Linked DNA regions of Mus musculus: region 1 is linked to region 2. The links are chromatin contacts, found by Hi-C or POLR2A ChIA-PET in ENCODE. All regions are on one chromosome and are shown on one strand. The core of a region is the stretch at or near the end of the contact, and the rest is flanking DNA. Distances in the headings are between cores, read along the strand shown.

Region 1 (5,846 bases), core at 2,859-5,358, 150 kb before region 2:
AAAAAAACAAAAAAACAAAAAAGAAATGTCTTCTGCCTAGACTCTCCTGTTGCCAAAGTTTGCTCTACCCAGACTTTCTCTCTGGCTTTGTTTTGTTTTTTTGAGACAGGTTTTCTCTGTGTAGCCCTGACTGTCCTGGAACTCACTTGTCTCTGCCTCCTAAGTGTTGGGGTTAAAGGTGTGCACCACCACTGCCCGGCCTGGCTTTGAATGTATTTTCTCAACCTTGAAACCACCAACTCCAGGGCACGGTTATGAACCTCAAGTAACACGTGACTGAACAGAGGGGATGTTATTGGCTCAGTCACCGAACATAACAGTGTGTGGTCTCCAGGACCCGTGGGTCGGACGGTATGAGGTAGGGAGGTATAGTCATGGAGTGGGAAGACAAAACCCAGGAGAGGTTCTCCAAGCCTCCAGTCCTTTAAAGCATGCAGATGCCAGCCAGAAACCACTTCTGAGATAGCCAGCTTTCTCTCCCTATCTTTCACTGTCTCTGTTTCTCCATCATTCCTCCTACTATTTACTTTATTGGTTTTATTGTGTGTCTATGCACATGTGATTGCTGGTACCTTCAGGCCAGAGGTGTAAGAGATACAGGCAGTTAGGAGCTGCCAGATGTGGGTGCTGGGAACAGAAACCATGTCCTCTTAGAAAGTAGTACATGCTCTTACCCAGTGAGCATCTCTCCAGCCTCCCTCTCTTTCTCTCCCTTCCCCCACCACACTCAGTTTCCCCTCCTCATTCCCCGTGAAATGCTGCCCCATCTCTTTACTTATTCATTTATTTACTTATTTATTATATATAAGTACACTGTAGCTGTCTTCAGACACTCCAGAAGAGAGCATCAGATTTTTTTATGGATGGTTGTGAACCACCATGTGGTTGCTGGGATTTGAACTCAGGACCTTTGGAAGAGCAGTCTGTGCTCTTAACCATTGAGCCATCTCACCAGCCTGCCCCATCTCTTAAGACATGTGCGGAACCTGGCCTTTCTTTTTTGCTGCAGTGAACACTGACTTTAAGATCATGATAACCTGCTGGCGAGATGGCTCAGTGGTTAAGAGTGGCGAATGCTCTTCCGAAGGTCCTGAGTTCAAATCCCAGCAACCACATGGTGGCTCCCAACCATCTGTAACAAAATCTGATGTCCTCTTCTGGAGTATCTGAGGACAGCTACAGTGTACTTACATATAATAAATAAATAAATCTTTAAAAAGGGGGGGGGCTGGTGAGATGGCTCAGTGGGTAAGAGTACCCGACTGCTCTTCCGAAGGTCCAGAGTTCAAATCCCAGCAACCACATGGTGGCTCACAACCATCTGTAAGGAGTGTCTGAAGACAGCTACAGTGTATTTACATATAATAAATAAATAAATCTTAAAAAAAAACAAATTAAAAAAAAAGATCATGACAACCTGTGGTGTTGTCTCCCATGAGCTGCCTAACAGTGAATGCAAATGCAGACTGGGTGTGGCTGGTAGTCTCTGCTCAGCCCCAAAGTTATCCATAGTTCCTAAAAGGAAGACCAGGAAGGCTGCCTGTCTCAGTTTGGATTCCTGTGGTTCAGTCACCTGCAGAATAACAACCAACTCAACCTATCATAAGGCTCAGCAGCTTTTACCTTTGGCGTGCTTGCCCTGGGCCTCTGAATGCCTAGAGATGATTCACCCGGCATTGCAGGGGGGCAGGCCACCATCTGTAGATTACATCACCCTGCTTGCAGCTTCTGGGAGATAACCTGGGATCCTAAGGCCTAAGCTTTAAGGAACCAATTGCTGTTCCAAGGCATGGTCTAAAGGTATAGAGGAACAAGCCACTGGAAAATGCCAAGCGGTGGGCATCTGGCATACAACACATTCATCCAGGAAGCTTGGAAAATAAGGCACACACACACACACACACACACACACACACCCTAGTTGGATGTGTCATAAGCAGACAAGCGTACTTTTCAGGAAGGAAAAGACATGGGTTGTCTGTGTTTTTTAGCAGAAAATAGTTCAGTTGAGCCACACTTTATAAAAGTGTGCTGGTCATCAGATCAGCCAGGGTGCTCCACGTGGACCCCTTGGTGATAGCTTAATCCCTTATTTTTCTCATTTCTTTCTTTCTTTTTTTTTTTTTTTTTTTTAATTTTTTGAGACAGGGTTTCTCTGTGTTCCCCTGGCTGTCCTGGAACTCACTCTGTAGACCAGGCTGGCTTCGAACTCAGAAATCCACCTGCCTCTGCCTCCCAAGTGCTGGGATTAAAGGCGTGCGCCATGATGCCCTGCTTCTCATTTCATTTTGCTCTTCCCAACCAGGTGGAGGGACTCTTCATTATCACATTTTTCTCAAGGGAGAGGCAGGAGGATGCTGAGCTCAAGGCCACCCTGGACTGCATAGCAAGAATCTAAAAAAACATTACAAACCCTCGATCTAAATACAATGAAGCATTAATGGTTGACCCTTCAACCATTGGTTTCACCGGTGCTAGGGTGCTTGTGTCTCTTCTTAGCTCCATCCCTGGCCATCTTGAAGTTCAGTGTCCTCATCTCCAGAACGAGGAGAAGTACAGTACCCTATCCAGGGCTTTGTCGTGAAGATTAGCTGAGATCATACTTGAAAACGCAAGCCTCGTATCAGATCAGCACGTGTTGGAAGTGATGGTTCGTTCACACTTGTGATCTCACACTTGGGAGGCAGAGGTAGGAAGGGGAGATAACCATAGTATAAGGCCAGGCAGAGCGAGGTCTCCCAGGCAAAAACTCAAAACAGATTGGCTGGTTTGGTTCAGTGAGGATGCATGCCTGGAGTTTGATCCTAACAGAACGGGGGAAGGAGGGCACTAGAAGTACTTATAATTGTGAAGGCTTTGCCCATCACAGGAAGTCTGGAGGGAGAACTCCCCAGCAGTTGGGTGGGTGGTGAGGACCTCCCTGAGATCTGAGATCCCTGGCTTCGAAGTATAATATTGATGGGATGGAGGAGGAGCTACACCCGTCCCCTATGTCCTCAGGGCATTTAGATTTGAGGAGCCCACCCTAAAACGCCTTGTGTATCAAACAGGGGATCCCCACACAGTACAGGGAGTTAACTGGTTACTCCCCACATTAAGGGATTGATTCAGACAAGGCGCTGGACTTCGTTCTTCCAGTCCAGTTTCCTGCCTCAGGCACAGTTACATTTGCACTGGGGGAAACACCAAACCTAAGAGGGAACTTTTTCCCCTTAATTCAATATTGCTAATGTCTCAAGACATTTACTTATTCTTGTTTCAGGGTTTGCCTTTTCTTTTCTCCTTTCTTTTCTCCTTCCTTCCTTCCTTCCTTCCTTCCTTCCTTCCTTCCTTCCTTCCTTCCTTCCTTCCTTCCTCCCTCTCTCTCTCTTTCTTTCTTTCTTTCTTTCTTTTCCTTCTCTCTCTTTCTCTCTCTCTCTCTCTCTCTCTCTCTCTCTCTCTCTCTCTCTCTCTCCCTCTCCCCCTCCCTTTCCTTCCTTCCTTATTTATTTATTTATTCCCCCCCCCCGTGTTTGCTAGTTTGACTCAGCCTGGAACTTTTGGATTTAAGTAATCCTTCTTCAGCCTCTTGAGTAGCCGAGAGACAGGTGCACTTCACTATGACTGGCAAAATATGTCCTTCCTTCTCCTCCCTTGCCACCCGCTGGAAGTCCTCTTAGGAAGCAGATCCATAGCATTCCTAATTTTAGGGACCCTAAGGAAAGCCAGCTACATTTGCAAATTACGGAGAGGAGGGTTGAAACAACACGGGGAGAACTGAATAGGAGGAAGACAGATGGTGTGAGTGCTGGGGGGGAAGGGACGAGAGATCCTGGAAAACTTATGTTCGCCGATTTGCAAGAATGTTTTCACTTAACCACTTCTTGCCTGACTCCTGGTTCTCAATCACAGAAAACAGGGTGTGTCAAGATTTGGGGCCACACGCGCCAAGAGCCCGGACACTCTGGCGTAGAGAGAGCCTAGCCTCCTGGGGCAGAACGGGGTGGTCGGCGATTGGGACTGTCCCACGAGGGGGCGCGTCTCGGGCTCTAGGACCCGCCCTCGCCGCGCTGGGCGCGGGGAGGAGACCCGGGAACCCTGGAGCCCGGCGCTCCGCCTCCCGTTTCCGGGGCAGCGCAGTTACCTGCACCGCCGGAGCCACACCTGGCGGAGGCAGAAGTCTCGGGGCGCGCGGCGGGGCTCCGGCAGAGGCTGCGGGCGGCGGCGGCGGCGGCGGCGGCGTGGAGCGCAGCGCGCAGCGGCAGGGGCAGGCAGGCGGCGGCTCGGGCCGCTCTCCTGGCTGGCTGGCCGCGGACTCGGGCCGGCTGGGCGCCGCGGCGGGCGCACATGGCAGCGTGAGAGGCGGGCGGCGTGGGGCTGGGGCCGCAGGGCCGCATGGACAGAGGCGCCACCCCGGCCGGCCCCCGTTAGGGCCCCCGATCCGTGGGCGCCACTCCCCGATCATGCTGCCTCGGCGGCCGCCTGGACCCAAAGCGGCCAGCCCGAGCCGCTGAGCCCCGTGGCGGCTGCGAGCTGCATGGGGGAGCGCGGGCCAGGCTCGGGAAGATGCCCCGGCCGGAGTTGCCCCTGCCGGAGGGCTGGGAGGAGGCGCGCGACTTCGACGGCAAGGTCTACTACATAGATCACAGGAACCGCACCACCAGCTGGATCGACCCGCGGGACAGGTAGGACCCGGAGTGCTCCGACCCGGACCCGGCACCGCGCCTGGGCCGCACCTGCCCTTAGTGTGCAGGGGGACTCTGCGTGTCTCTTAACAGGTCTTAGTTTGCCCCCTCTACATCCTCACCCCTCCTTGAGCTGTACAGGAGTACAAAGCTCTGAAGAGCTGCAGAGAGGGGCGGACGCCAAGCAGACTGCCGGCAGCCAGTCCCAGGTGGAGGACTTAGGCCCTTGTAGCACCTGCCCAGAGTTTTGACCTTAAGCTCTAGCAGGGTCCCCGGCTCATTTAGAAAGCGACGTCTGGCCAGGGTGAAGGCAAAGACCAAAACCAGATGAAGCGAATCTTCCCTGGGAACTCCCTTGGCTGAGGAGGGGTGATCTGGCATGGAGGGGTGGTAGGGAGCCCACGGGTCGCTGGGAAACTACTGGAGGAAGGACATTCTGGCGAAGAGAAAGCAGCTTTTTTGACAGGTGCTTCGTTGGCTGCCGAGAAAAGCTTTGGAGCAAGTCTGGGGAAGCCGGAGGTGGGAGGGGAGGGAGGGAGCGCGGGGGAGGGCAAAAGAGGGAGACTGGTTCTCCAGGAATCTCACAGCAAGTTGGAAGCTGTTAGGATGCAGATAGAGGTGAGAGGCCTCTGGCAAAGCCCTGCCTGCCCTAGCCTCCTCTCCTCCCTTCCTTCTGGGGCCAGAGGCTTCTCCACAATCCTGACCTTGGTGGGCACCTCGCTGGGTGTGCGTAGCATGAGCTTTTCCTGAGGCAGGTAGTCTTATCATCCCAGACTCCTTCCCACTTTCAGTTACTCACACCTGGCCCACATCTGCCCAGGAAGGAGGGGAGTCGTCCTTTGCCAAGAAGGAGTGTGGTCAAAGTATCCTAGGAATGTTAGATTTTCACTTGGTCTGTGACCTTGGGGGTTTGGTGCACGTAAAGCCACCCAGGATGAATTTTTTGAGCCTTTCATTTTATGGGGTTCAGATGAAGGGGATCTGAGACATCCAGAATGGGGTGTATAGCAAGATGAGGGTTAAAGAAAAACGTAGGAAGCAATGAGTTCACTTCCTCATGAGTTCGTTCGTTCATTCATTCATTCATTCATTCATCGTTTCTTGAGTTCCTACTCTGCTCAGCGCTAGTACTACAGAGTGTTAGACAGGCTGCTTTGATCTTTTGGCCTCAGTTTCCCCTTG
Region 2 (5,855 bases), core at 3,291-5,790:
AAGTCCCCGAGCGCTCTTGTTGGTTTGAAGACAGATTTTTTTTTTAAATTTCAGGTTTTCTTGTTATTATTTAAAAAAAAAAATGACAAAGCAACCATAACAACAAAAACAAAAACCAAACAAACAAAAAAACCAGCATTAAAATGACAAGATTGTATAGTTTGTATATTTAGGAATGTATTTTTGGGAAAGAATTTAAATGAACTAAAGCAGCATTAAGTGGCTGCTAGTCTTAAAACTGTCTAGAGTTTTCTTTTTGTACAGCAACAACTTTCAGAGGTTTCCCTGCAATAATAAAAAAAAAAAAAGTTGTATTTGAGGGGCGACAATCCTCAAAGGAGGTCCCGCGGGTGGCACAGCACAGCTAGCCTGCCCTGGTTAACGTTATTTTGTACAATAATACAAAGACAAGGATGTACAGTAATCGTGGGGGAATTCGAAGACTGTCCGCGGATCTTTGTGAGCTGTGATGTGTCTTTCATGTGGCCACGTGACCGTGACCGGAAGCAGGTAGCCTGGAGCTGGCTGAACCGCCCGGACTGGTGACAGGCCACGCCCAGGCCACGCCCATCTCAGATGCCCAGTGACGCAGCTGTGGGAGTGAGGGGAGGGCTGCGGAGAACCGCATTTGGATCTATCTCTAACAATAAAGTGGCCTTTTAAGAAAGAGCTTCTTGTCATTTGTCCCTTTCACATCTTCACTTTTATTATGTCCCTGATTTCACTCAGCTCCAAATCCTGGGGGGGGAAATTTTGTTTTCCTTTTTCTTTTATTTTTCGAGTTATACTTATTTGTCCGTTAGATAAAAGTGACTGCTCAGCTCTTTGGGAACCTAAGGTCTGGTGGTGTATGTCTGTGTTTCCAGAACCTGCAAGGTGGACGCAGGAGTTTGAGACCTTCTCAGCAGTATGAAAACCTGTCCTTAAAAACTGAGCCTGGAGAGATGGCTCAGGAGTTAAAGGCACTGGCTGCTCTTCCTGGAGAACAGTATTTGATTCCAAGCACCCATATCGTGGCTCACAGCTATATGTAATTCCAGTTTCCGGGATCTGAGACCCTTTCTGGTCTCTGTGCATACCAAGTATGCATATGGTGCACAGACAGACATGCACCCACAATGCACATAAATAAATGACTAATGGGACATTGAGAGATGTGTCAGCAGTTAAGAATGCTACTGCTCTTCCAGAGAACTGATGACTGGTGCCCAGCACCCACGTCAGTCAGCTCACAACCAGCCATAACATACACTCATGCTCCTATGCACATAGCCTGACACACACAAGTACACATAATTCAAACTAAAACAAAGTTTAAGCCTAGTTTTATTATTTTAAAAGGAGGTACCTAAGCATACCAAGTGCAAAGGCTACACAAGAGCCATAGAATCACATCTTTCCCCTCACCACAGCTCTAATCACTAAAAGTTTATTTTTAGCTGGGTTATCTTTACAATATCCTATACAGAAGGTACGATTATGATCTTGTGGTCTTGTTATTCTGAGATAGGGTCACACTGTGTAGTTCAGGCTGGCCTCAAACTCAAAACAATTGTCTTGCCATAGCCTTTCTAGGATTATCAGCATGACTTTTTTTGTGTGCTTTTTTAAAGATGGGTGGATGAATATGGATGGATAGAATTATGTTCACTTCTATTTTATGTGTATGGGTATTTTGCCTGCACAGATGTGTGCACCCCTGCATGTGGGTGCAATGCCTATAGAGACCAGAAGAGGTCATTGGGTCCTCTTGGAACTGAGTTACAGACAGTTGTTAGCTAACATGTGGGTGCTGGGATTTGAACCCGGGGCTTCTGGCACAGAAATCAGTGCTCTTAACCTCTGAGTCACCTCTCCACCTCAATGTGAATTTTATTTTATTTTATTTGGTTGCATATTGACATCAGCTTGGTCTCAAACTTATACTGTAGTCTAAGATGGCCTTGTTTGTTTTTAAAGATTCCTTTTATTTATATGTATATCCAAAGATGCCCATGAAGGCCAGCAGAGTTTTGTCCCCTGGAATTAGAGTTATAGAGGGGTCATGGGCCACCTATATTTCACATGAGTGCCAGAAACTCTAGTCATCTGGAAGAGTAGCAAGGGCTCTTAACCGCAGGTCTTGTTTTGTTTATAAAGAAAGGGTCTTTCTCAGCTAGGCATTCTGATATGTGCTTTTAATCCCTGTACTATTCAGGCCCAGCCTGTTCTACATGGCAAGTTTTAGGATATCCAGGGCTAGCTTAGTGAAACCTTGGGGGGGCGGGTCGAGGAGAGGGGAGAAAGAGGAGGAGGAAGAGGAAAGAAACAAAAGGAAAGAGACCAAGTTTTGGGGTTGGGGATGTGGCTCAATAGAATAGTAGTGTGGCTTAGCAAACACAAAGCCCTGGGCTTAATCCCAGCACTGGAAGAAAAGAATTAAAGACAAGACTTTGGAAACTAAAGCCCTGCATTGTTTATCCAGTGTTTGCTATTGTAGACCGAATTACTGAGATCCAGCATCCGCTGCTGTAGATCCACGGTGCTGAGAGTCACTCTCTACTGTTATAAGTTAAGTCGCAATGTTAAGCCACAGTAGTGAAGTCTATATTCTACTTGTTATATTCTAGATGCTTCTGGAATAACTCATTTCCATATCTTTGACCCATACCATGAGTACAGCTATCCCCAGAGCACGTTGCTAACTGAATGTATTAATGGGAATATGGTAAGGATAGCCATCAATTTCTGCCAACTATAGGATAGTGGGTAAATGAAGCTAATTGGAAATAGCAGGCTTGACGTTATGTACTTCTGGCCAACCATATGTATCTGATTCCCTAGGTTTCATATCTCACGCACCAGACACACCTGTTCACCATTTCAGCTCCTGACACAGTATTCCCTAACACATGACAATTACTGACTGACTGAAGGAAAGTCGAAGTCCTTCCAATCCGGCTGTGTAGCAATGGGAACATAGGCGTTTCTCAGTGGCTTGTGACCTCTTTTTTTTCCTTCCTTCTTCCTTTTTTTTTTTTTTTTTTTTTTTTTTTTTTGCTTGTTTGCTTGCTTACCTGGAGACAGGTCCTTACTCTACAGTCCTAAAACTCACTAACTCAGGCTGGAATGAATTCACAGCAATCACAGTGTTGTGTGTGTGTGTGTGTGTGTGTTTTTAACATTTTTTTATGTGCTGTGGTGATAGCCAAGTGCCTTAATGCAGCATTTTCTCAAAGTGGGTATAGGTACCACTGGTGACAATATAGAAAACTATAGGCCCGGAGAGGCAGCAGATGTAATCCCAGAACACAGGAAATGCTTGAGTTTTAGGCCAGCCCGCTCTACCTAGCAAAAAGAAAACACAGGTAGATATGGCTGCATTCTTTATTATCTATAATAATATGTTGATTGTTTTTGAAAGTTTATCTATTTTATGTATATGGGTGTTTTGTCTGCATGTATGCTTGCACACCAGGAGAGAGCATCAAATCCCAGGGAACTACATGTTCATAGGTGAGTGTGAGCTGCCATGTGAATACTGGGATCAAACTAGGACCTCTGGGGGAAAAAAAAACAGCCAGTGCTCTCAACCACTGAGCCACCTCTCAAGTCCTATATTTATTTAATATGTAGCATCTTTAGCCCACACACTCAGCCCATGGATTCATAGATATTATTGTTTAGGATGAAGATAAGTAAATTTTAACGTGAACTAAATCCATCTTGGTGGTAAAACCACGTTACCACGACCCTTGGAAGGTGGAAAGAAAAAGATCAGAAGTTCAAGACAAAAGATCAGAAGCTCAGCTAAATGCAAGACTACCCTGGGCTACATCTTTCAAACGAACAGAAGAGCCTGAGAGATGCTCCAAGAGGCTGCCTGGCTCAAGTCATTGTACCACCTTCCTTTCTTGGTAATTAAAACATTGTTTGCCTGGTAAGGAGGCTGAGGCAGGAGGATGGAGAGTCAAAGGTCAGAGTGGAATACAAAAAGTCTACACATGCACATGTGCGCGTGCACGCGCGCACTACACATACAATGAAAAGGAAAGCCATTGTTTTCTCTTTCCCCTTTCAGGCAGTCTCCATTAGTTTAAGGACCTTTTTTTATCATACATTCTAAACATCTTCACATCCTGGAGAGAGTATCTAGCACCTTAATGTGAACAACAACAAAAATGCCTGTTTAACAGAGGGATGAGTTGCAGGCAGTGGTGGCGCATGCCTTTAATCCCAGCACTTGGGAGGCAGAGGTAGGTGGATTTCTGAGTTCGAGGTCAGCCTGGTCTACAGAGGGAGTTCCAGGACAGCCAGGGCTAGAAACCCTGTCTCGAAAAAAACAAAAACAAAAAACACAAAAAATCAAAACAAAAGAGGGATGGGTTCTGTGCCCATGCCCGCGCCATGCCTCCAAGCAGAGGGTAGGTTGCTTTGGCCTGCTCCCCGCCTCTCTCGCAGTGTCTCCTGGATCCCGTTAGGGGGCAGCAGAGGGCGCGCCCTGAAAAACCAAAAACAGTGACTTACCCGGGTAGGAATTTCCGTTTCCGGCCCAAACTAGACACTTCCGCTTCCGGCCGCTTGGCATGTGAGTCGCTGACGAGAGGATGGACGGTCTGGTGGCTCAGTGCTCCGCGCGGTTGCTGCAGCAGGTTTGTCCCTGGGCGGGGCGGAGGGCTCTGGAGCGGGCGGCGGCGGGGCAGAGTCCGCAGTGGCTTCCACAGGCGGCCGCGGCGACCCCAGTCCGGGACCTCGGGGCTTGCGAAGCCTTGCTGCTCCGCTGGCCCTTTCCTCTTGGCCGGGTCGTGCGACTGTCACTCAGAGAAGAGAGGGTGGACAGCGAGCGAGGCTCACTCTGCTGGTCGCCCAGGCCAGGTTAGAGCAGGACAGGTGTGCCCTGAGACCCAGCCGGAAACTTCCCAAGAAGCCGCCAGTGTTGGTCTGGAACAGTGTCACAATTTTGAAAAACGAAAGTAAGACCAGCCCCTTTTCTTTTTCGGGCCTAGACACTAGCGTTAGGAACTCAGTTTGTCTAAGTCTTCCCTGGACAATAACTGCTTTTATGCAAATCATCCCCGAGGTGCAAAATAAATGGACAAGCTCTTTACTGCTGAGTCCAGTGAATAGTAGCAGATCTTGGAGAGATGGGGAAAAAAAAAACCATATATATATGAAGTTTACGTAGACCCAGAAAAGGCAAAGACGGACACTTGAGTGATTTCGAATATGACAAAAGATGGATTGACTCCTTTTTGTCTCGGGATCTAACCCAGAGCCAAGGCCTATGTGTGGCAAGCAGCACTGAGGGGTGCAAGTCCCCAACTCCTACTGATGTTTGTTGGTTTGTTTTGTCGTTTTTGATTTGGTTTGGTTTTTTTTAGTCCCAAGTCATTAGATTTAGCAACACAGGTAGTAAAGCCAGAAACTTGTACTCTGACTAAATCAGGATGCACCTAGCTAAAGAAGAGACTTCCGTGTTTGACTCTGGCCCTGGACTTTCAACTCACAGCCTCTCAACTGCTAGGACTGGAGATGTGTACTGCCATGCACACTTGGCTGAGTTATATTCTCTGCCCCGCAGTCCCTCATCCCCAGCACACACATGTGAACTCAGTTCCATCTCATAAAGGATGATTGCTGACGTCAGTAAAATCATTGCAAAGTCCATTCTCATTTTTCTACCCCACATGTTGTGGAGAGCGAAATGAGGAAGTCTGTGGTAAGGTTTGCCATTATCCGGGAAGCATTTGTTTGACCTGGAAAAGTTGCCTTTCCCTTACAGGAAAGGGAGATTAAGGCTCTGACTGCTGAGATCGACCGGCTGAAGAACTGTGGCTGCTTGGAAGCTTCTCCAAGTTTGGAACAGTTACGAGAAG

What was found. A loop is a pair of places that touch in the nucleus more often than their neighbours do. ChIA-PET counts read pairs that join two places held with the same protein, here RNA polymerase II (POLR2A).
Region 1: a loop to region 2 is called in a map of Patski, with 2.3 times the contacts of the local background. The contact joins the promoter of Wwc1 here to the promoter of Rars in region 2. A Hi-C loop is called at or near these places in 3 of 37 maps with a recorded cell type or tissue (Patski, T-helper 1 cell and mouse trophoblast stem cell). POLR2A ChIA-PET finds 5 or more read pairs at or near these places in 2 of 5 experiments (Patski and embryonic stem cell).

Annotation. Positions count from the first base shown.
Region 1 is chr11:35,978,789-35,984,634 of GRCm38, reverse strand. Wwc1 (WW, C2 and coiled-coil domain containing 1) reads left to right here and starts at 4,108. Exons shown (of 23, transcript NM_170779.2): 1 at 4,108-4,664. The coding sequence starts at 4,546.
Region 2 is chr11:35,833,213-35,839,067 of GRCm38, reverse strand. Rars (arginyl-tRNA synthetase) reads left to right here and starts at 4,540. Exons shown (of 15, transcript NM_025936.3): 1 at 4,540-4,631; 2 at 5,762-5,855. The coding sequence starts at 4,587. It overlaps Wwc1 (WW, C2 and coiled-coil domain containing 1), which reads left to right. Exons shown (of 23, transcript NM_170779.2): 23 at 1-669.